3 separate regions of the Homo sapiens genome follow, and all the other regions are linked to region 2. The links are chromatin loops, found by intact Hi-C in ENCODE. Cell type or tissue: mammary epithelial cell. All regions are shown on one strand.

What was found. A loop is a pair of places that touch in the nucleus more often than their neighbours do. Peaks named below come from ENCODE experiments on the same cell type or tissue, not always from the same donor. Only the 100,000 strongest peaks of a DNase experiment are listed, where the experiment ranks them.
Region 1: it touches region 2 in a loop (4-fold over the local background); 2 of 110 quality-filtered maps call a loop at or near these places.
Region 3: it touches region 2 in a loop (7-fold over the local background); 5 of 110 quality-filtered maps call a loop at or near these places.

What each region holds. Positions count from the first base shown.
Region 1 is chr3:122,088,164-122,096,163 of GRCh38, forward strand. It overlaps CD86 (CD86 molecule), which reads left to right. Exons shown (of 7, transcript NM_175862.5): 2 at 3,438-3,487. Among named protein-coding and RNA genes, the nearest start is that of CD86, 37 kb to the left of the region's middle. RefSeq lists an enhancer at 4,221-4,330. In mammary epithelial cell, a CTCF peak has its summit at 4,531 (motif pointing left); no DNase peak of the experiment used is centred here.
Region 2 is chr3:121,971,292-121,979,291 of GRCh38, forward strand. No RefSeq gene overlaps it. Among named protein-coding and RNA genes, the nearest start is that of ILDR1, 47 kb to the right of the region's middle. In mammary epithelial cell, CTCF peaks have their summits at 3,063 (motif pointing right) and 4,804; a DNase peak (open chromatin) is centred at 3,590; H3K27ac peaks cover 3,436 bases.
Region 3 is chr3:122,255,816-122,263,815 of GRCh38, forward strand. It overlaps CASR (calcium sensing receptor), which reads left to right. Exons shown (of 7, transcript NM_000388.4): 3 at 1,266-1,572; 4 at 5,713-6,597. Among named protein-coding and RNA genes, the nearest start is that of CSTA, 65 kb to the right of the region's middle. In mammary epithelial cell, a CTCF peak has its summit at 3,179; a DNase peak (open chromatin) is centred at 3,166; H3K27me3 peaks cover 288 bases.

The sequences.
Region 1 (8,000 bases), 120 kb after region 2:
TCAGATTCAAAGGGCCCTCTTTTTTTTTTTTTTTTTTTTGTAGTAGCCAGCCTAATGAGTAGGAAGTTGTTCTCACTGTCATTTTATATTGAATTTCTTTTATTTTGAGTATGACCATCTTTTCAAATGTATGAGATAGTTATTTCCAGTTCCACATACTATCTGTACATTTCTTTTGCCCGCTTTTAGTTTGGGTCTTTGGCCTTTTTCTTATTGATTTATAGAAGCTCTTTTATACATAGAAAATTAATACTTTGTGACTAGTTGCAAATATTTTCAGTTGCTGAAATACACAGTAGGTGTTCCATGTAAGAGCTGAACAGCTGGTTCCTGATTGCTGTCTCCCTCCCTTCCAGCCAATAGATTTCAGAGTTTGGGCATTACCTATTGAGCCAAAGCTGACACCACACAAGCGCAGAGTATGGGAACAGAGTTCTCTGTCTGATTCCTGTGAGCTTCCTCATACTAAATCACCAACAGCAACCTACTTATCACAGAATATGAGAATTGAACAAGTGTTGGCAAGGATGTGGAGAAATTGGAGCTCTTGTTCCAGTTGTCGATGGGAATGTAAAGTGATGTCGCTGCTATGGAAAATAGTGTAGCAGTTCCTCAGAAAATTAAAAATAGAATGACCACATGATCTAGCAATTCCCCTTCTGGGTATATACCCAAAAGAACTGAAAGCAGAGTCTTAAAGAGATATTCATACAGCCTTGTTCATACCAGCATTATGCACAATAGCCAAAAGGTGGAAGCAACTCAAATGTCCATCAAAAATGAATGGATAAACAAAATGTAGTATGTACATACAGTGGAATATCATTTAGTCTTAGAAAGAAAGGAAATTCAAACACATGCTACAATGTGGATGGCCCTTGAATACATTATACTAAGTGAAATAAGCCAGTCACAAAAAGACAAATACTGTATGAGTTTACTTATACCCTAAGCAGTCAAATTCATGGAAACAGAAGGTGGAATGGTGGTTGGCAAGAGCTGAGAGGAGGAGAGAAAGAAGAGTTATTGTTTAATAGGTATAGAGGCTTAGTTTTGCAAGATGAAAGAGTTCTGAAGATGGATGTAGTGATGACTGTACAACAATGTGAATGTATTTCATACCACTGTACACTCAAAAGGTGAAGATGGCAAATTTTATGTGTATTATGCCACAACTAATAAAGATTTCTAAAACTTATGAGATCTAATTTCACCGTTTCCTATTGCTAAAGATCACAAATTAGAAAACACGTTGGCAAAAGGTACATGAAAATAAGCACTCTTGTGTTGATCAGAGCATAAACGTATAATCTCATAAACTAATAAAGATTTCTAAATAACAAAGATTTCTAAAACTTATGAGATGTAATTTCACCATTTCCTATTGCTAAAGATCACAAATTAGAAAACATGTTGGCAAAAGGTACATGAAAATAAGCACTCTTGTGTTGATCAGAGCATAAACGTATAATCTCAGGGGAGAACAATTTGCAACTATTCTTCAACCCTTTGGTCAAACGATTCTGCTTCTAGGAATATAGCTTACTCCCACCTGTGTGATATGGCATATAATCAAGGTTTTCCATTGCAACAAAAGATTGGAAACAACGTTAAGTATCCATCACTAGTGGTCTGGAAATATATATATATTATTGTCATCCAATAGAATACAATAGACTAATATGCAACTTTTAGCATGAGGATACTCGTTACATGCTGATACAGAATAATCTCCAAGGTAGTCATATGTGTGCAAAACCGTACATAGTATGCTACCATTTGTGCTTAAAAATAAAAAGAAAACAGAATATGGGTCAATGTTTTTGTTTAGTTTTGTCTAAAGTAACTTTAAGTAGAGGCAAGAAACTGGTAACATGTAACAGTGATCACCCCTGTTACCTCTGTGGAAGAAAACTAGACAGCTAAGGGACAAGGCTGGGAGGCAGACTTGCTTTCCACTATTTATCACCTTTATCTTTCAAATTTAGTACCATCTACATTTAGTACCATGATCTATTCAAAAATATTTATTAAAAAAAGAAAAGGTATAGTCTAGAAGGAAAAAAAACATAACAGACACTTCTAGCCCAATGTCCTGCACTGGGTGCTATGAGAGCAGAGGAAAGAAACACATATGGCTTCTAGACAACACCGTCTGGGGCATACATTTCTGCTATTCGATCAAGAATAGTTGTGCATCTTTTCCTGGAAAGAATTGATTTGTTTTTATCAACAGACCTATGAATTTAGTGGACAGACCTGTGAATTAATTCACTGGTTAGGTTTTCCTTTTTACATTGGCTGTTAAAAAGCTATAAGCCAAATTTATGTCCCCCTCAGTGCAAATTGGGCAGATTTCTAGGGCAAGCATTTAGCACTGGCCTTGTCCTTGGCTCTGTATCATATTCCTGTATTTGGTTTGCTTTTCCACCTGTTTCTCATGTTGGTCATCTTTCCTGTGTATGGCCATACCATCCTGAATGTGCCTGATCGCATCTAATGTTGGTCACCTCTCCTTATTCTTTGCTTCCTTATAAGCCACTAAGCAGCCTTTTTGGTGCTAGTTAGGGTAAGTGCGTGGGTAGTGAAGGAGGGAGGAGGGAGAGGAAGAAAGAAGATAGAGGTTATAAAGCAAAGCATATCCTTTTTCTTGGCTTCATCATGTAGATTAAGTGAATTGCTCTCAAAGCGTGGTCCTTAGGCCGGCAGCATTGTCATCACCTTATGTTGTTAAACATAAAAATTCATGGGTTTCATCCCAACTTACTAAGCCAGACTTTCTGTGGTTGAGGCCCAGGAAACTCTCCAGGTGATTTTTACTCACATTCAAGTTTGAGAACCACAGGAAAACAAAAGGAAGGCAGATTTCTAAGCGTAAATGCAATACTAACCGATTGCCCCCATCATGCCTGTTATGTTGGTCAAGATAAATAATACTAGCTACTGCAATAATCAATCCCTCAAATTTTATTTTTTGCCAATATCACAATCCATTGTAGATCAGTTGTGGGAGAGGTGTAAAGAGAGCTGCTTTATTAGTTTATTAAGCAAACCAGATCTCTTCCATTGTGAGACTTTGCGATTTTCTAGGCCCTTGGACATTTCCTCTGGATCCCCTGCTGCTAAGAAGGCAGGAGAGGGAGGAAAGAGAAGAGACTTTAGCAGCCAGATCTGGAAGAAACATCTTTTCTGCCCACAATTCCATTGGCTAGAAGCCAGTCTCATGGCCTGTATAACTGCAGGGGAGGCTGGGAAATGTGACCTATCGATGGAGCTAAGAGCAAAAGGAAATGGCTTTGATGAAGCCCTGGCATTGTCTCTGCACACCCGAGAACCCAAGTGAATCCCAAACTCCACGTCCAGGTCATGTTTTGGTGAACATCGGTTTTCAGTTTCCTTTTCTAATCAAGTTTTACCTTTTTTTTTCTCGACTCTAGCACTATGGGACTGAGTAACATTCTCTTTGTGATGGCCTTCCTGCTCTCTGGTAAGAACCTTTCAGCTTTGTTAAGTCCTGGAATCCTACTGTCTCCTGATGAGTCTGACCACAGCAAGCCCAGGCCTGAGACTTGGTGGGTTTTACTCACTTTCTACTGAGCATTGTACAAGACCACATGCAAAAAAGACTTTCCTGGAGAAGAAGGAAGTGTTATGATTGAGAGCAGCTGATGGCAGGCAGCTGGGATGGAGCTCTCCCCCCCGTGTGCTTCTTCCTCCTCTGCAGTCTCACATCAGTGAGCCTAGATGCTCAGAGTAGGGTAGCCTGGCCCATCCCATGGGGATGGGGGAAGGCTGCTGCACTGAGGCCCCTGAGACTTGACTCTTTTGTTCCACACATATTCTCTTCTGGTCTTCTCTGACCCTGTTTCTGTCTTTCTCAGGCTCCTAGGAAACAACTGACAGAATTCCAAAAGTCTCCCTTCATTCGGAGCACTGGCTTTCACGTCCCTGACTTCCCTACCCTCTCTCACTCCCTTCCCTACAGCCCATGCACATACCTCATGGTTGCCACGGCTTCCTGACAACTATGGATGTTCAGCTAATTGTGTCAGCTGATTTATAGTGGAGCCAATGAAGCTGAAGCTTCAGAGCCCTCCATTTGCACAACCCTTTCTAAATCCCCCTCAAGACCCTGTGAAGGGCCCCCTAGCAGTGTGGTCACCTGTCTTATGCTTTGGTAAAATTTGAATAAGTAAGATATTGTAACCACAATAAGTTATGACCACTGTCTCCTTCCTCTGCAACTTTTCCCTCCATGCCATTCTCCTGTCTGGTGGTGTTAGCAGTCAGGGGCATTTTGTATTTGAATTCTACATTCTTTTTCTTAACTATCCACCACCTCCCCTCAAAATTTTAACAGCATCCAGCCTCACAAAACTCAGATCTTCCCTGTTTACAGTTCCACTTTGAGTTTCAGTTTCTTCATCTATAAACAGGAGTTGGCTGCGGTCCCTGCCATGTATCCTGTGACTCAGTGTCTCGTAGTTACTCCTGGCCCACCCCTTCCTGCTGCTCCTTGTCTCCACCTGCAGGCCTGAGAGGGAAGCCACCCCACTAAGACAGGGAGGTGAACTGAGCCTGAAGTTTGGCTACAGCACCCACAGGCCACCAGCCATGAGTTCACCTCCTCCAGATGGCCACACACCAGGCCCTTGGCCACTGTCCCCATGTCTGCTGTGGATGATGAGGAGTCAGGGAACTACAAAGAGATGGTCCCTCAGATCCATGCTGGCTGGGATAAGCCTTTTCAGATTTCTGTTTTTCTGCTTAGCACCTTGAGCTTGTGGAGTCCTTGAGTGCAAGGTCTGTAGATGTGCCAGCTGATCACTGACTTAGGTAACAACAGCAGCTTCCAACCCCCAGGGCCCATGACCTGCTACCTTAGCTCCTGGGGATGTGGGAGGTATGTGTGTGTCAGAGAGCAAGGCAAGAAGACTCTAGAGAACATTATCCAGTAAGATTCCCTTCTCATCCCACTTCTTATTTATTTATTTTATTTATTTTATTTTTTGAGACAGCATCTTTCTCTGTCACCCAGGCTGGAGTACAGTGGCACAGTCACAGCTCACTGTGGCCTCGATTACCTGGGCTCAAGCAATTCTCCCACCTCAGCCTCCCCAAGTGCTAGAATTATATGCATGAGCCATCGCACATGACTTATTTTATTTATTTGATAAATGCATATATACACACAGTCATGAATCGTTTAACAACAGGGGTACGTTCTGAGAAACACATTATTAGGCGATTTTGTCATTGTATAATCATCATAGGGTGTCCTTACACAAAACTAGATAGCATAGCCTGCTCCATACTTAGGCTACCTGGCACAGCCTATTGCTCCTAGGCTACAAGCCTGCACAGCATGTTACTGTGCTGAATACTGTAGGTGTTGTAACACAATGGTATGTATTTTTGTATCTGAACATATCTAAGCATAGAAAAGATACAGTAAAAATATGGTGTTATAATCTTATGGGACCACCATTGTATATGACTGAAATGTGGCTGTGCAATACATGACAGTATATGCATATATATATATATCCCTTACTTTGTGCCTGGTACTGTTCTAAGTACCTCATAAATATTAACTCATTTGAGCCTCACAATAACTCTCTGCTTTAGGTCTTGTTGTTATTTCCCATTTTAAGATGTGGACACTAAAGCCCAGAGAGATGAAGTAATTTACCCAAGATCGACAGAGCTACTAAGTGGCAGAGCTTGGATTCACACCCAGCAATGTAGATTTAGCATTCGTTCACTTGACTCTTCTCCTAACTCTTGTGGTAAACCATGAATAAGTGGTAAGACTTCTTCCATGGGGCCTGAACAGCTTTGGTGGATAATATAGCTTCTGCCTCATCCGTGTTCATCCAGTGCCTCCTCCCCATCACCTGCAGCTGACACCTCAGTTGACCCAAGAGCTTGGGCCCAAGCCCTTCTCATCAAAGTGACCAGCCCAGCTCTCAAGATCTGGGAGAGAAGGAAGAAAAATGCCCTGGAAACACATTTCCAGAAAACACTAAACTGGAACACCATTTCCCACCAAATTTTCTGACTCCGCACACTGAAAGTGAGAAAGTAAAGCCGAGACACTCTATGAAAACTGAGTTCAGGTGTCACTTTTGCCCTTGATTTGCCATTGACACTTCTTAGAAGTTTCTTAGCTCCTGAGAAAAGAGTTACCAATATTGAAAGCAACAACCTCAAATGGTAACCGTTTAAGTTTTATGGTGGTGAGAGAATAAGTGACTATATTTTTGGCAGTACAATTTTAAAGTGGAATAGAAAGCCCATGACATCAGATCAGAAAATAACATTGCCAGTAATTCACACACGATGAAAAGCAACAAAAAATCAGATTCTATTTGAATTCTTTCTTCTCAGGGCACACCTCTGCTTACTGGGCTGGTGAACAGTGACCTAGCCACAGGGCCGGCTTCCAAAGGGAGAAAGGAGATGCAATTGGCCCACATAATCCACCCTCAAAATGTAGAGCTGAATAATTCATTTCATGGCATAGAAATAGCAATACAGTGAAGCAATTCTGTTTAACTTTTCCCTCCCTATATTTTGTGTCCTCTGTCATGGAAATTTGACACAGTAGTATTTGCTGCCCCTGCTCTTGAGGATAAAATTGGATGGGAGTTTAAGACTGAAACGGGCACCTGTGGCCTTGCAGAATTAGGTTACAGTTTGTGCCTTGTATTTACAAAGCGAAAGGAATTCCTAGTGCCACCTGCAGAGGCACTTCTAACTTTCAAGCTCTGTTTGCCACTGTCCTGGCACCTCCATCACACTTTTAGGCTGGAGCCAGAGAGGTTTTTGAAAAATCAGTAGCTCCCACATCAGGAGGAAGTATCTTTCCAGTTTGAGTTTTGGTAGCTGCTCTCTTTTTGTCTGAGGGTTCTCTGGGTCCTAGGGCTTTCTCATTTCTCTTGAACAACACCTCTAGTTAATTTCATGTACCTGGAGTGGTAGTTGGAATATTTCTTCACTTTAAGATTTTTTTTTTTTTTTTTTGAGATGGAGTCTCACTCTGTTGCCCAGGCTAAAGTGCAATGGCATGATCTTGGCTCACGGCAACCCCCGCCTCCCAGGTTCAAGTGATTCTCTTGCCTCAGCCTCCCAAGTAGCTGGGATTACACCTACCACCACAAAATACAAAAATACACAAATAATTTTTGTATTTTTGGTAGAGACGGGGTTTCACCATGTTGGCCATGCTAGTCTCGAACTCCTGACCTCAGGTGATCTGCCCGCCTCGACCTCCCAAAGTGCTGGGATTACAGACAGGCATGAGCCACTGCGCCCGGCCCACCTTAAGATTTATGTAAGATTGGCTCAAAAGCTCATTCCTGTGGAAAGGTCCACTGTTTTCCTCCCAAGATTTTTGCAGATATCTGCGTGGGTGGTTACTTTTGACTCCCATTTCCTGCTGTTGTTGATAGCCCTCATTAAAACCATCACCTGGAGGTGAATAGACAGTCGAGACCTATCATTCCCAAAGAATTGTCATGGAGCCTAATAGTTCTATTGGATTCACCCCTTTATGTTAAGCCACCATTTCAGTGTTTTTCAAAATAGATATATGTTATCTAGTAGGGAGTATCTTACCCCCAAATTAGTTGATTGTTTCAGGAGGGCTTTTAGTGGGTTCCAGAGAAAATGAGCAATCAGACAAGTTGATTTAGTGGAAGACAGTCACTGAATAGGATGTGTATAGGGTTGTTTGGGAGCAAGAGTGAAATTGGTATGGAACAGAGAGGCTCCCAAGGCAAGCAGACATTTTTTTTGGAAGAAGCAAGTGTTTGAGAGACTGTGGCTTATTTTTCCTTTGTGAGAGGGGAGTTTTAATACCATTTCCAAAATATGTAACCTGGTATTTTGTCCCCAGAAGTACTGTTGAGATTTATGGAAGCAAAAAACTCTGTCACCCAGGCTAGAGGAGTGCAGTGGTGCTATCAAAGCTTACTGCAGCCTCTAATTCCCAGGCT
Region 2 (8,000 bases):
ATTACACTGATTTTTGACAGAGGTGCAAAAGCAATTCAATGAAGAAAGGACAGCCTTTTCAACAAAAAGTGCTGGAACCATTGGACATTCTTAGGTTAAAAAATCCAAAACAAACGGCCTCCTGTCCACACACATGAAAACAACCAAAAAACAAACTGAACCAACAAACAAAAAATGAAAACAAACACTTCGAATTAAACCTCATACATTATAGAAAAGTTAACTCAAAATGCATTATAGACTTAAATGTCTAGCATAAAATCATAAAACTTTATTTTAAAAAGTAGGAGAAAATCTTCAGGGTCTAAAGTTAGGCAGTTTTTAAGAATTGTTACTAAGGCATAATTTTAAAAAGGGAAAATTGATAAGTTGGACTCCATCAAAATTTTCTTTGTGAAAGCCCATATAAAGAGGGTTAAAAGACAAACTACAGGCTGATCAAAACATTTGCAAACCACATATTCAGTAAAGAACTAGTATCTGTAATAAGAACTCTCAAAAACTCAACACTAACAAAATAAATAATTCATTTAGAAAATAGGCAAAAGACATGCAGAGACATCTCTTAATAGGACATACAGATAATAGGTAAGCACATGAAAAGATATTTGACACCATTAGCCACTAGGGAAGTAGAAATTAAAACTGATATATAAGAGTTAAAAAGAAATTATTTAGACAGATAGTGAGGGTAAGGAAGTTCTCGGTAAGGTTTTCCTTTTAATGAAAAGCAGCCCCCAAATCATTTTTCTAATAAAGAGCAGCCTGTAAAATCAAGCTGCAGACATAGATAAGCAAGCTGGAAGCTTGCATGGGTGAATGCCAGCAGCCGTGCCAATAGGAAAAGGCTACCTGTGGGCTAGGCATGTTCAACGTGCCACTTCCATCTCCCCTTTTCTTTACCAACCATGTGTACCGTAAGGAACAGACAACATGGCGCCAGCCAGGAAGAGACCCCATTTGCATTATAAAAGATTAGGGTGGGGTGGCCACCTTCCTCGCTTGCTATGTAAATGGCACACCTGGTCCAACCAATCTTTGGGCCCTATGTGAATCAGACACTGCCTCCTCAAGCCAGTCTATAAAACCCCATGCACTTCACCACGGAACCAGAAGACCCACCTGGGCACCCCTCTCTCTCTGCAGGGGAGAGAGCTATTCTCTGTTCTCTTTCTTTCACCTATTAAACTTCCACTCTTAAATTCACTACTTGTGTGTCCATGTCCTTGATTCCCTTGACATGAGACAACAAACCTCAAGGATTTACCCCAGACAATGACACTGCTTCAAAACCAGAATAAAATATCACTACACATCTATCAGGATAGCTAAAAAATAGTAGCAACAGTAAATTCTGACTATGGTGCTAAGAAACTGGATCACTCATACATTGTGCTGGAAGTGTGGAAAGATATACCCACATTATAAAACAGTTTGGCAATTCCTTACAAAACTAAAGATACAACCACATGGCCCAACAGTTGCTTTCCTCCCAGAGCCCAAGGGCCATTTACAAAGTCAAATTTGCAACAAGAGGGCCTATATAGCAAAAAATTTACCAAACAGAAGTAGGTTTTATGGGTAAAAACCTGGGGGAATATACATGAAATGGAATTATAAGGGTAATGCCCCAGGGATATAAATTTAAGTTAGTGAAACTGCCTTTGCAAAAATTATAACACTAAGAAAATTACGACAGTGAAAGAGATCTGATCTAACCAACCCCCATCTTGTCTTTAACCTCCAAATTGTCCTTAACCCTTTTCCCCTTTGCCCTAAGAATACTTGCTGGTGGCGCTTGCAGCTGCAGTGCTTACCGCGAGATAACTTTGCCACAAAATATCTCACTTTTATTATTATTTTTGGATCGCTCTAGTATATCAACTTTGGAAACAAAAGACATCACTCTATAGTATTCTGTTTTTAGTAGTGGTGTTTCCATTTACAAAATATAGTAATTCTCAATTGCTGAAAATGTCACATTCTAGAAAATGTAGCATTCCTATGCATGATGTTAACATCGTTCTCAAACAGTTGTCAGCTGAAGATTCATTTGATGAATCCGATTTTTCTGAAATAGATTATTCTTATGATTCAGATGATTCTGATGTTAATTCTGTTTAGAAATAACTCCAAAAACAGTCTTTATATTTTATTTTCACATTGAAAATCAGTCAAATTTGCTTCAGCCACAAAGAGCGTGTTTATATAAAATTAAATGAGTGCTGGCAGTGAGCTGCACTTTTTTTCTCTAAAGGGGAAAAGGGTTAATTTAATCATTCTTGGGCTTGGACCAGGCTAAATTTAGGAGATATTTAGTTTATAGTTTAAATAATAGTAGCCCTTCTCCAAAGCTACATCGCCTTTCTAAAGCTAATGAAAGGCCATCAGGTTAGGAAGATAAAAGGAGCCTGAATTCTACTAAGGTGTGGATTACCAGCCATACTCCAGAAGTCACAAGATTTGCAACTTCCCCAATTATTCCTGCAAATAACATCACTATTATAGAGACTAAGATTGGCCTTTTGAGATGTCTTTTCAGGTTTTTGCATTTCTGTTTCCACTGGCCACCTGTCAACAACTTCTATGGCCCCACTCAGACTCCTGGGCCCACCAAACTATCCTTGGAAAGACTCTAGCCTCTGAAATTTTCCAGGAGATTGATTTGAGTAATAACTCCATCTCCCATGTGGCATGGCTGGCCTCATGTCAATTAAACTCTATTTATTGCAATGCCATGGTTTCAGTGAATTGGCTTCGTCTGTGCAGTGGGCAGGAAGAACCCATGAGGTGATTACATTAGGTTGAAATTATTATATAGGTGCACTTACAAAAGATTCTGCCTTCAATGTCTAACACACACAGTTGGAAGAGTTCTCTCTTTTTTTTTTTGTTTTTTGTTTTTTGGTGGTAGACTGAAAATTATATTTACTTTGGCCTATGTTGAGTTGAGACTTCAAAAATCCCTCGTAGAGAAAGAAAGATTTAGGGAGATAAGAATTGTCAACCTTAAATAACTAGATTCAGAAAATATGATTAAGTAGAGAGTTTATTTGGGCCTAAAGCTTGTGGATGGCCACCAGGGAGCATAGATTCAAGTTGCCCTGAATATACACTCTGATTCACAGCAGTTACAAGTAGGTTTTTAAGGAAAAAAGAAGAGGCAGTTCCTGAGTTCTTTACAAACAATTTACCTTAAAACAATGCAAGCTATTAATTGGCTGTACACTGTTCTTTGTATCACAAATTCCAGGAACCTGAAGATAATGAGTGAGGCAGCTATCAGGAACAAAATGTCTTTAAGTAATTGCCTTTGGACATGGGTAAGGGGTATGACTAAAGTCCCATACCAGTGTTTCTCTGGGCCTGCTAAATCTTGCCATTGCCCTGAGCTATTTTTCTTTTATCAGAATGTTAAAGTGAATTTGTTTTGTGTTACTCACTCAGCCATTCCATCCCTGAAGACATACCTGTCATAATGTAATCACCCAATGGGTTCTTCTTGCCCACTGAACAGATAAAAATCAACCCACTGAGACCTCAACATTGCAGGACAGAAAGAGTTTAATTGATGTGAGTCTGGCTGACTCAGGAGAACAAATTTATCACTCAAATCAGTCTCCCCAAAGACTTGGAGGTTAGGGATTTTATGGACAATTTGGTGGGCGGGGGCTAGGGAATGGGTGCTGCTGATTGGTTGAGGATGAAATCATAGGGGTGTGGAAAACAATCTTCACATGCTGAGTCCACCTCTGTTTGGGGCAATAGGATTCGCTGAGTCATAAGTCATGAGTCCAGGTGGTATCAGTCTGAAAAGCATCTTAAAAAAACAATCTTAGGTTGTACAATAGTGATATTACTTATAGGAACAGTTAGAAAAGTCACAAGTCTTGTGACTTCTGGCTACATGACCCCTGAGCAGTAAGGAATTACAGAAACTATGCCTATCTTTTCAGAATTCAGGCCCCTTTCACAATCCCAACCTTCTGGACTTTCATTACTTTTATAAAGGCAGTTTAGTTTTGGAAAGGACTATTATAATCTTTGTTTTGGGTAAAACTATAAATCATTTCCAAAGTTAGCTTGGCCTATGCCCAGCAATGACCAAGGACAGCTTGGAGATCAGAAGCAAGATGGAGTCAACTATGTCAAATTTCTCTTACTGTCATGATTTTGCAAAGGCAGTTTCAATAAGAGCATAGAGAAAAGCATAAATGAAGGTAGTACCAACATATTTGAAAAGCACCATTGTGGCTGATTTCTGTATGCCAGAGATGAAGTTGGAAAATACCAATATTGAAATAGTCTCTATGATTTCAATAAGAATGATGACATCTCAGGGTGGCAGAGACTAATGAATTACACCAATATACCAGAAACAATTTGGCCTGCTTATTTTAATAGGAGAAAGGCTGGTAGGGTAATTATAATGATTTGACCCACAGGAATCTTTGTCATTGAATAATTGATCATAGAGCCCTGCATGCGGAAATTGGAAGGGAGTCATGTTTACCTGGGTAAAGAATGTTTTCTCTGCAATAAAAGTCATTTGGTGAGTATTTACATAGGACACAAATATTCTCACACTCTGAGTTTACTTTAAGAGATCCCTTCACATACCTCTTTCTTCAGGCCAACTTGTTATACATCCTTATATCTTACTCCTTGTGTATCTCTGACCTGCCAATCATTAGCCCCAATCCCTGCATTACTGTAGATCTGTTTCTTGGGTCATCTCTCTTTTAGGCAAAATGGGCAGTGAGATAGCCTGCTTAAAATTCTGCCCATTGGAAGGAATTCCACCCCTTGGTGGGGCTGCTGCACTGCAGAAGTTTATCTCCAGTTTTCATGGAGAACCATTTATAAACTAGCTTCACATGTTTTTCTTTTTCAATCAACTGATCATAGAGAACACTCCATGTAGCTCAGGTATAGATGAGAGTAAGATGGCAGTGTGATGGCAGTAGGCACACCAGGAATGATAGCCACCTGTTCATCCAATTTACTCTTGACTTTAGGACCTGCTTAAGGTCAATATACCACATGCTGGAGGAGTGTTGCTGCCATGCCGGACTCTATGGTGATAGATAAGACACCAAATTCATGTGGGGAACTGACTTGACTGTCCTCCTGTCCTACAGTCAAGTAGGTGTTTGGTCTCTACTATGACCCAATAGCAAGCCAAATGCTATCTCTCAAAATGAGGGCAATTAATTTTCAAATCAGGCACGATTTTGCTCCAAAATGCTATGGGCCTCTCCTCTAATTCTCTTATCAGGGTTTCCACAGAATCCCCCAGCATCTTGATTAGCCATACATATTTTGAAAACCACTGGAATCACTGGTCATAAGTAGGGTGACCATATAATATAATTGATCACTCCAACTAGAACAATTTTGAGAGTGAAAGGAGGCACTAGTAATAAACATGTTGGGAAAATGTACGGTCATCCAGTCATAAAAGCCAAGTGATTTATTTGTTCACTCTGCATCCTTTACCAGCTAGAGTACATATTCAAAGATGAATATAGAAAATTTTGATAAAGAGCTCTCAATTATATCCTGGATTAGGTTATTGAATTTCAAGGCAAAACTTCTTCAAGCACTCAGGCAGAAAAGGTAAATATTTAATTAGTTATCACACTTTAGTGTGCATGAGAAGTACCTGGATGTATTGTTAAAACAGGCTACTCAACTTTATACTCAGAATTTCTAATTCTGTAGCCATAAAATGGGCCTGAGAATTTGCATTTTAACAAATTCTTAGGTGATATTGATGTTGCTAATCCAGGGGTCATATTTTTAAGAACCATTGATCTACAGAAGAAGAAGAAGAAAAAAAAACATAAGACTGTCCTCAGTTTTTTTCCACAGCAACATGTCATACTTTTAAGAACCATTGATCTACAGAAGAGAAGAAGAAAAAAATAGACTGTCCTCAGTTTTTTCCACAGCAACATGTAATACCAAATGATAATATTCTAAATAGAAACTTATACTGAGATGTAGTTGAAGTTTTAGGTCCACCAACAGCTTTTATAAACATGAACAGACTCTAGGAACATTGCCTTCTAGAGAACCTTTTGCAAAAGCCATAAGATGATAGTCACACTTTTTTTTTTCTGATAATAGGATCTAGGGGTTACAGTATATTTATGACCTGGCTGTCTAAAGAAAGGTTGTGATATGGTTTGGCTTTGTCCCTGCCCAGATCTCCCATCTTGAATTCCCACCTGTTGTGGCAGGGACCCAATTGGAGGTGATCGAATCATGGGGGCAGGTCTTTCCTGTGCTGTTCTCATGATAGTGAATGAGTCTCATGAGATCTGATGGTTTTAAAAAGGGGCGTTCCCCTGCACAGCTCTCTCTTTGCCTGCTGCCATTTACATAAGATGTGACCTGCTCCTCCTTGCTTTCTGCCATGATTGTGAGGCTGCCCCAGCCATGTGGAACCGTAAGTCCAATTAAACCTCTTTCTTTTGTAAATTGCCCAGTCTTGGGTATGTATTTATCGGCAGCATGAAAACGGACTAATACAGTAAATTGGTACCAGTAGAGTTGCTGAAAAGATATCCAAAAGTGTGGAAGTAACTTTTGAACTGGGTAACAGGCAGAGGTTGGAACAGTTTGGAGAGCTCAGAAGAAGACAGGAAAATGTGGGAAAATTTGGAGCTTCCTAGAGACTTGTTGAATGGCTTTAAGAAAAATACCTATAATGATATGAACAATAAGGTCCAGGCTGAGGTGGTCTAGATAGAGATAAGGAATTTGTTGGGAACTGGAGCAAAGGTGACTCTTGTTATGTTTTAGCACAGAGACTGGCGGCATTTTGCCACTGCCCTAAAGATTTGTGGAACTTTCAACTTGAGAGAGATGATTTAGGGTATCTGGAAGAAGAAATTTCTAAGCAGCAAAGAATTCAAGAGGTGACTTGGGTGCTGTTAAAGGCATTCAGTTTTATAAGGGAAGCAGAGCATAAAAGTTTGGAAAATTCGCAGCCTGACTATGCAATAGAAAATTTTTAAAAAACCAATTTCTGGGGAGAAATTCAAGCCGGTTGCAGAAATTTGCATAAGTAGCAAGGAGCCTAATGTTAATCCCCAAGACTATGGGGAAAATCTCTCCTGGCCATGTCAGAGACCTTCATGGCAGCCCCTCCCATCACAGACATGGAGGCCCAGGAGGAAAAAGTGGTTTTGTGGGCCGGGGCCCAGGGTCCCCATGCTGTGTGCAGTCTAAGGACTTGGTGGCCTGTGTCCCAGCTGCTCCAGCTGTGGTTGAAAGGGGCCAACTTAGAGCTCAGGCCATGGCTTCAGAGGGTGCAAGCCCAAGCCTTGACAGCTTCCATGTGGTATTGGGCATGTGGGTGCACAGAAGTCAAGAATTGAGGTTTGGGAACCTCTGCCTAGGTTTCAGAAGATGTATGGAAATGTCTGGATGCCCAGGCAAAAGTTTGCTGCAGGGGCAAGGCCCTCATGCAGAACCTCTGCTAGGGCAGTGCAAAAGGGAAATGTGGGGTTGGAGCCCCCACAAAGAGTCCCTACTGAGGCACTGCCTAGTGGAGCTGTGAGAAGAGGGCCACTGTCCTCTAGACCCCAGAATGGTAGATCCACTGACAGCTTGCACCATGCACCTGGAAAAGCCACAGGCACTCAATGCCAGCCCATGAAATCAGCTAGGAGGGGGGCTGTATCCTGCAAAGCCACAGGGGTGGAGCTGCCCAAGACCATGGGAACCCATCTCTTGCATCAGTGTGACCTGGATGCAAGACGTGGAGTTAAAGGAGATCATTTTAGAACTTTAAGATTTGACTGCTCGGCTGGATTTCAGACTTGCATGGGGCCTGTACTCCTTTGTTTTAGCCAATTTCTCCCATTTGGAATGGCTGTATTTACCTAATGCCTGTATCTCCATTGTATCTAGGAAGTAACTAACTTGCTTTTGATTTTACAGGCTCATAGGTGAAGGGACCTGCCTTGTCTAGATGGGACTTTAAACTT
Region 3 (8,000 bases), 280 kb after region 2:
GGGAACCTAACAATACAATGGAGTATAAAAGATTGTATATCTCACCTCCTGTCACTGTCACTGAGTTCAAGTAGTGAAACCCACAATATAAAGAACCTGGTGAGTTGTTTTTTCCTCTAGACACAAATACACTGATTCAGCACATTTACTGAGCCCTGACTCTGAGCAAAGTGCTAGGGAAGTGAAAACTATGTCACTGACCCTATTTCTCTTGTTAACTTGTTTGATTTTTATTTAAAATGTTCTTCTTTGAAAAGCAATGCATGTTCATTTTTTAGATATAAAGTATAAATAAGCCAAAAGCACATAATTTTAAAACTCAGCATTCCACCTCCCAGAAATAACCACTGTTGTACACCCCAGACTGTCTGTGTATGGCCTTCATAGGTTTGTTATTTGTTTACAAAAATGAGATCATTCACGTCCCTTTCCCCTTGACCTTCAGGAATGTCATAGTCTAAACATATGACTCTGCAAATCTGATCTGAGGTTATTTTTAGGCACCCACATATTAATATCCTAATGTATTTATGTTTTCCTGGTCCTTTTCTTGTACATCTACATATTGCTTTTATTTAAGTACCTCATATCAGCTACTTCAAATTCATTACTGCAGAAGACAGATACAAATTATTCAATGAATTACAAATAGCAATCTTTTATTCTTCTTTTTATTTTTATTATTGTCATTATTGCTCTCTGTCTCTGTGTGAGGCACCATGCTGAAGATTTTGCATAATTAGCTCATGTCATGATCTTCACAGTCACCCTATGAGGCAAGTGTCATCCTCCTTTTATTTTTATTTATTCATTTATTTTTGAGATGGAGTCTCACGCTATCACCCAGGCTGGAGTGCAGTGGCACAATCTCAGCTCACTGCAACTTCCATCTCCCAGATTCAAGCAATTCTCCTGCCTCAGCCTCCCCTGTAGCTGGGATTACAGACACCTGCCACCACACCTGGCTAATTTTTGTATTTTTAATAGAGACGGGGTTTCGCCATGTTTTTGGCCAGGCTGGTTTTGAACTCTGGACCTCAAGTGATCCACCCGCCTCGGCCTCCCGAAGTGCTGAGATTACAGGCGTGAGCCACCACGCCCGGCCATGTCATCCCCATTTTAACAGAGAGGGCTCTGTACAGAGCATGCCATGAAGCCAGAGAGTAGTAACAGTTCGATGATTCAAACCCAGCTTTGCCAGGTCTTTACTCTAAAGTCGTTGACTAGAAAGCTTCCCATTTTCTTCCACTTCTTCTTTCTTCCAGGTATAATTTCCGTGGGTTTCGCTGGTTACAGGCTATGATATTTGCCATAGAGGAGATAAACAGCAGCCCAGCCCTTCTTCCCAACTTGACGCTGGGATACAGGATATTTGACACTTGCAACACCGTTTCTAAGGCCTTGGAAGCCACCCTGAGTTTTGTTGCTCAAAACAAAATTGATTCTTTGAACCTTGATGAGTTCTGCAACTGCTCAGAGCACATTCCCTCTACGATTGCTGTGGTGGGAGCAACTGGCTCAGGCGTCTCCACGGCAGTGGCAAATCTGCTGGGGCTCTTCTACATTCCCCAGGTACTCAAGCCTTCTCAGGCGGGGCACTGGGAGCAGGATCAGAAGAAGCAGGCTTGGGGGTGCCATGCCCAATAGCCATACGGTTTACCATATTCCCATCTCTGGCACAAAAGACCTATGATTTAGTTGATATGCTGTATCATGACCATTTGGGATTTCTGAAACTCCAGTGTCCACAATATCAATGATACCTTCACTATGCTTCCAAAATTCTTTTAAATGTACCTTGCATAAAACTGTGTCTTTTTTTAAAAAGAGGCATTCAGTTATTTATTTCCCACTCTATTCCTTTAGTAAATTTTTTTTCCTTCTACTTTTACTAAAAGGAATCAGAGCATATGAGGTAAATCCCACCTCTCAAATCCAAAATATCTGTCCCGAATTCCATTTCCTGAAAAGTCTCGCTGCTCCACTGTCTCATTGAAACTTTAGCTCAGAGGGAAGCAGAGCATATTTTCTCACAAAACAGGAACTTAATCATTGTGTTGCACATTCCAGAAACGGAGAAAATTCTATTTCATTCAAAAAATATTTATTGAGCATATATGTATAAGCGGTCTCCACTTTGCGGGAACTTAGCCTAGGTGGAGAGATGGTTGCGTTTCCATTTACTAACAGTTTATTGAAGCAAGTGCTTTAATAAACATTCAGTGGTGCATTTTTTTCACCAAAAAAAGATAACAAATGTGAAGTGCCATTTTATAACCTGACATTTTCCTTCTTAACGCTATAGAGCAAAGCATTTTTCAGTTTAATATTTATAAATCTATGACATCATTTTATAATAGTGAAAAAATGGAAACAACCTAAATGTCTGTGGGTGGGAGAATCAGCTCAATTGTGATGCATCCTTACATCAAGTTTGAAATTAAACTATAAACTATACCTTAAATTTATTTTTTGAATGTTTAATATTTAAAATTTGTAAGAGTACCTTTGATAAATTTACATTTCTATGTTGGGAGGGCTCCTTTTTTTTTTTTTTTTTTTTGGTGATTGCCATTATCTCTTTATATACATGAGACAAGAGATAGTTTTGTCATCATTGACGGAATCCTTACTTCAGGGAATTAAAGGTGTTTCCCATGGGGAAGCCCTGGCTTTGTAACTTTTGTGCCAAAGTGATCTGACAAAGCCTGTATCAGTAAATGTGCTGCGTATATTCAAACTTAGATACACGTTAAAGTAAGTTATTGTTACCCCATGGCCAACAGGCTAAGATGTCAAGTAAAGAAAGAACATGAAAAGGGGAGGGGCGTGTTAATTCTTTGTGTTTTGGATGAAAGATAAGGTTAAGTTGAGTTTGAATTATAAAAGTGCTTTGATTATCAATCAAACCAATATAAGTCTATCTACAGTAGGGGTTCTCTGCCATGTCTGCCATGGCTACCTATTGGAATCACTTAGAGAGCTTTAAAAATACTGGTGCCTAAGTCCCACTCCGCAAAGATCAAGGTTTAATTGAGCTGAGATGCAGCCTAGGTGTCGGGAGGTTTTAACACTCTGGAAGTGATTCTAATGTGCAGCTGGGCTGGGAACCACTGCCCTGCCGGGTGAGGTCATGGACCCAGGGGTATTTCGTATGCCAGCCACGCCACCAAGTGGATGGAACAAGCAGACCAGCTAGACAAATTGCGGTTGGAACAGTTTTCTGAATCATTCTTGAAATTCTCCCCTCTTACAATAAAAAAAAGTTTTGTGTGTTTCTGAGGGGTTTTTTGGGGGGTTGGGGCACAAAATGGTATTTACCCCACTTTAGAGTTGCTTTTTAAAAACTTGGTAAACATTATAAATACGTTCCTTAAGAGAACATATCCATGAGGAATATTATTGTTTTTGATTTTTATTCCATTGAAGCCCTTTTGACCTATTTTTGAAAAACTCAAGAAGCAAGCAATAATGGATGGATTTTTTAAAATGGTAGGTTTTGTGTTTGCAAAAATCTGATTTAGAGGCCTATTGTTTGGGTCTGCTAACAGAATTCTCTGAAAAACAATAACATCTAAACAAATTACTTAATTTAACCACCTGCCTCATAAGTTCTGTGGTATTTCGAGAATACCTTATTCTGATAAGGGAAAAAATTATCAATTTTATACTATAACTTCTAAAATAAAAGCTCTTGTCAGAAAACAGTCATACTTACTTTTTAGTCAAGTTGGCCTAATTTTTTTACAGACCAACGCCTTTTATGTTTCTAATGTAGAAACTATCCATCAATAAGAAGAAACACATTGGAAATTTTTTTTTTTTTTTTTTTGAGATGGAGTCTGGCTCTGTCACCCAGGCTGGAGTGCAGTGGCAGGATCTCAGCTCACTGCAAGCTCTGCCTCCCGGGTTCACGCCATTCTCCTGCCTCAGCCTCCCGAGTAGCTGGGACTACAGGCGCCCGCCACCACGCCCGGCTAATTTTTTGTATTTTTAGTCGAGACGGGGTTTCACCGTGTTAGCCAGGATGGTCTGGAAATTTTTACTTAAAAATATTGGACATGGAAAATTAATTGTTTTAAATGGTGAAAGATATTAAAAAGGCATTCTCCCAAATACCTTTGACTTGTTTTCTTAAGAAGTTTAAAATCTCTCTGGAAAAACTAGAGAACACAAGATATTAAGCTACTTCATTTCCTAGAAGAAATTCCATTTGTGTAAAAATGTTTCGTTCTTCAGAAAAAATGGTCCCATAACTTGGAACTTCCTAAGTGGTGAGCCATGATGACACAGAGTGCTGCAAATGAGCTGAAGCCGGCCTCATCAAAGATGTGGATCTCCTCAAGTGTTGGGGTGACCAGGTGGGGCCTGAGTGGTCAGAGCACTCCCACCAGGGTTGATCAGCTTCCTCTGTTTGCTCCATGTGTTGCCATAATGTGAAAAGAAGTGGGAAAGCTCTGCACTAACTAATGCTTTACATGGTATTTGGCTACTTCTTCAAGCAACGATCTCTTAACATCAAGGGCAAGACTTTCTTCCCTTGGTAGTCCACACCCTTGCTCAGATGCAGAAGTGGCTATGTCTTAGAGAGTGCAAACATGTCAAGACAGCTTCTCCAGGGTTCCTGTTCAGCCTCTTAAGATTTTCAAGACCCATATCAAAAGCCTGTCAAGCAGGCTCAGCCATCACCTATAACTGAATAAAGGAAAGGGCTCTGGAAGGTGCTTCCCAATGGAAGATTCTTCACAATGCGACCTTCAAAAGTGGGTCTGCTAACAATGAGTTAATGGGTGCAGCACACCAACATGGCACATGTATACATATGTAACAAACCTGCACGTTGTGCACAAGTACCCTAGAACTTAAAGTATAATAAAAAAAAAAAAAAAGTGGGTCTGGCCATAAAATCAATCCAACAATAGTGGGATGGAGAGGAAGGGAGGTTTTTCTGATGATATTTAATTACATACGTCATTGTTATTGTGATACAGGGGGATTGAGCCTAGTGGTCTTAGTGGTCTAATTGAGCCTAAAAGAAACAGTTCTCAGAAATGACTGCAATTAAGCTTAGTTTTTTCTAAAGTACTGGGGTGCGGGGAGGAGAGGGAGGAGGAGGAATAACCAGAGGAGGGGAAGAGAGAAATTAGGCAGAATAAGAAAAGGGAATTCCCGGGGACTCCTCTGAAGAGCCTTAAGTTTATAATCCATGGGGAACCCGATTCCTTCCACAGGCAAATTATGAACAAAGTGTTTATTGCAGTAAAGGGAAGTTAAACTCTTCAGATCAGAAGCTGAGCCCAACAAGCCAAAGTTGTGTACATGGATATATTATAACCAATGAGGCAGCACAGAGGAGGTTAGAGAAGACATGAAACGGTGCATAAAGACTCTTCTTGAAAGGCTAAGTACATCCCACTATTGTTGGGTTGATTTTATGGCCAGACCCAGTTTTGAAGTTAGCATTGTGAAGAATCATCCATTGGGAATTGGGATGCTCCCTCAAAGACTGAAAGGTGCTTAAGTGCTCACTCTGGAGTGGAACAGATGCTGCTTTTCCTTACCCTTTCTTTCATCCTGTATACAGTGAACAGCATAGTTGATAAATGAGACCAAGGCATGCTCAGAAAGCCACCTCCACAACAGCCTGGAGGCTCACTCAGCACCTCTTCACTCACTCACTCACTCATTCACCATGTTCTTGGTTCTCTCCAGGTCAGTTATGCCTCCTCCAGCAGACTCCTCAGCAACAAGAATCAATTCAAGTCTTTCCTCCGAACCATCCCCAATGATGAGCACCAGGCCACTGCCATGGCAGACATCATCGAGTATTTCCGCTGGAACTGGGTGGGCACAATTGCAGCTGATGACGACTATGGGCGGCCGGGGATTGAGAAATTCCGAGAGGAAGCTGAGGAAAGGGATATCTGCATCGACTTCAGTGAACTCATCTCCCAGTACTCTGATGAGGAAGAGATCCAGCATGTGGTAGAGGTGATTCAAAATTCCACGGCCAAAGTCATCGTGGTTTTCTCCAGTGGCCCAGATCTTGAGCCCCTCATCAAGGAGATTGTCCGGCGCAATATCACGGGCAAGATCTGGCTGGCCAGCGAGGCCTGGGCCAGCTCCTCCCTGATCGCCATGCCTCAGTACTTCCACGTGGTTGGCGGCACCATTGGATTCGCTCTGAAGGCTGGGCAGATCCCAGGCTTCCGGGAATTCCTGAAGAAGGTCCATCCCAGGAAGTCTGTCCACAATGGTTTTGCCAAGGAGTTTTGGGAAGAAACATTTAACTGCCACCTCCAAGAAGGTGCAAAAGGACCTTTACCTGTGGACACCTTTCTGAGAGGTCACGAAGAAAGTGGCGACAGGTTTAGCAACAGCTCGACAGCCTTCCGACCCCTCTGTACAGGGGATGAGAACATCAGCAGTGTCGAGACCCCTTACATAGATTACACGCATTTACGGATATCCTACAATGTGTACTTAGCAGTCTACTCCATTGCCCACGCCTTGCAAGATATATATACCTGCTTACCTGGGAGAGGGCTCTTCACCAATGGCTCCTGTGCAGACATCAAGAAAGTTGAGGCGTGGCAGGTGCGTCCTTCACTTATATAGCAATTTGCTGTATAATAAAGCAGAGTTGGGCTGCAACTCCAGGCAAGAAAAATAGTGGTCATTTGAAAAGGGCAATATTTAAATGAAGCCACTAAATGGAGCTTTGGATTCAAAGTACCTTTTTTAAATCTTGAGCAACTGATTTGAACAAAATTGATAGTAATTTGATTATCTATTTAAAGCCTTGAGTCAACTGTTCTTTAGTCCAGTGATTCAGAATAACTGAAGTATGGTCCCCAAAAGTTTTCAAATATCCCAGAACAGATTTAGTAATGAGTGGGGTATTTTTCTAATGTCTAAATTATCAATATTGTTCCCTTGTGAGTAAGAAGTATTTTTTGAGTACCTATTACATTCCATATACTAAGTGGCATAAAGCTAGTATTATTGTGTTTAGCCACCACTTTTGCCATTACATTACTGACAGCCTATACCAAGCCACCCAGCAGGTCAGCTAAGCACAGCTTAGGACAAAAGCAAATCAAAGACACAGAAAACAAAAACTCTTTGTAAAAAGATTTGATATTGAGTGTTTCAAAAAGAAGCACTGAAGTGGTTATCATAGAAAAAATCAGAACTTAAGAGGAGTTCCCACACTTGTTTAGCCTTGTTTTGTATTTTTGAATTACACACAGGAGAGACATCATAATCTTTTTCATTTCAAGAGCTTATATCCTAAATAGCTGTTCGGGTCTTGCATATGTGCCTTATTTTTTTCAATCAGACCATGTTTCACACTCCTTTTGTATTTTCCTTAGTTCCAAACTGACCTATCAGAGAGATTGCATGACAGTGGAGAGGGCGGGAATTCCTGAATTTGAATGGAATGTGCCAGCCTCCAGCTCCCCCATTTCCTAGCTGTGTGATCTTAGGCAAACCATGGCTGTAAGTCACAGTGTCTCCATCTGTGACACAGACTTAATGTCTAGCTTACTTTCCACTCAATGTTCTTTTGACTTAGGTTCATGACATTAAATGACATGATATATGTAAAAGCAATTTGTAAACTTTCAAGCTCTAAACAGATGTGTGATTATTATAGTAGGATTTCAGTACAGCTCTAATTAATCCATGAATTAGGTAAAAATGATAACTAGAACACCTTTGTATACAGAACCCAACCACCACAAACCCTTTGGGAAGGATACCAAGAAGCAAAAAGCACACAACTTGTATCAGTCACTGTAGAGATTCTCATGAAAGACAAGGAGTGACTGTCTAAGTTGGTCAAATAGGCCAGAATCTTCAAGTTCTCAGCCCTTCTTATATGGGAACCTCTTACCCAACCATCACTGTTGGCTAAAGTTTCTAACTTCTGTGGGGTACTCAGAGCTTCTTTCTTCACACGGAACCCCTACCTTGCCAAGATAGAGGTGCTGTAA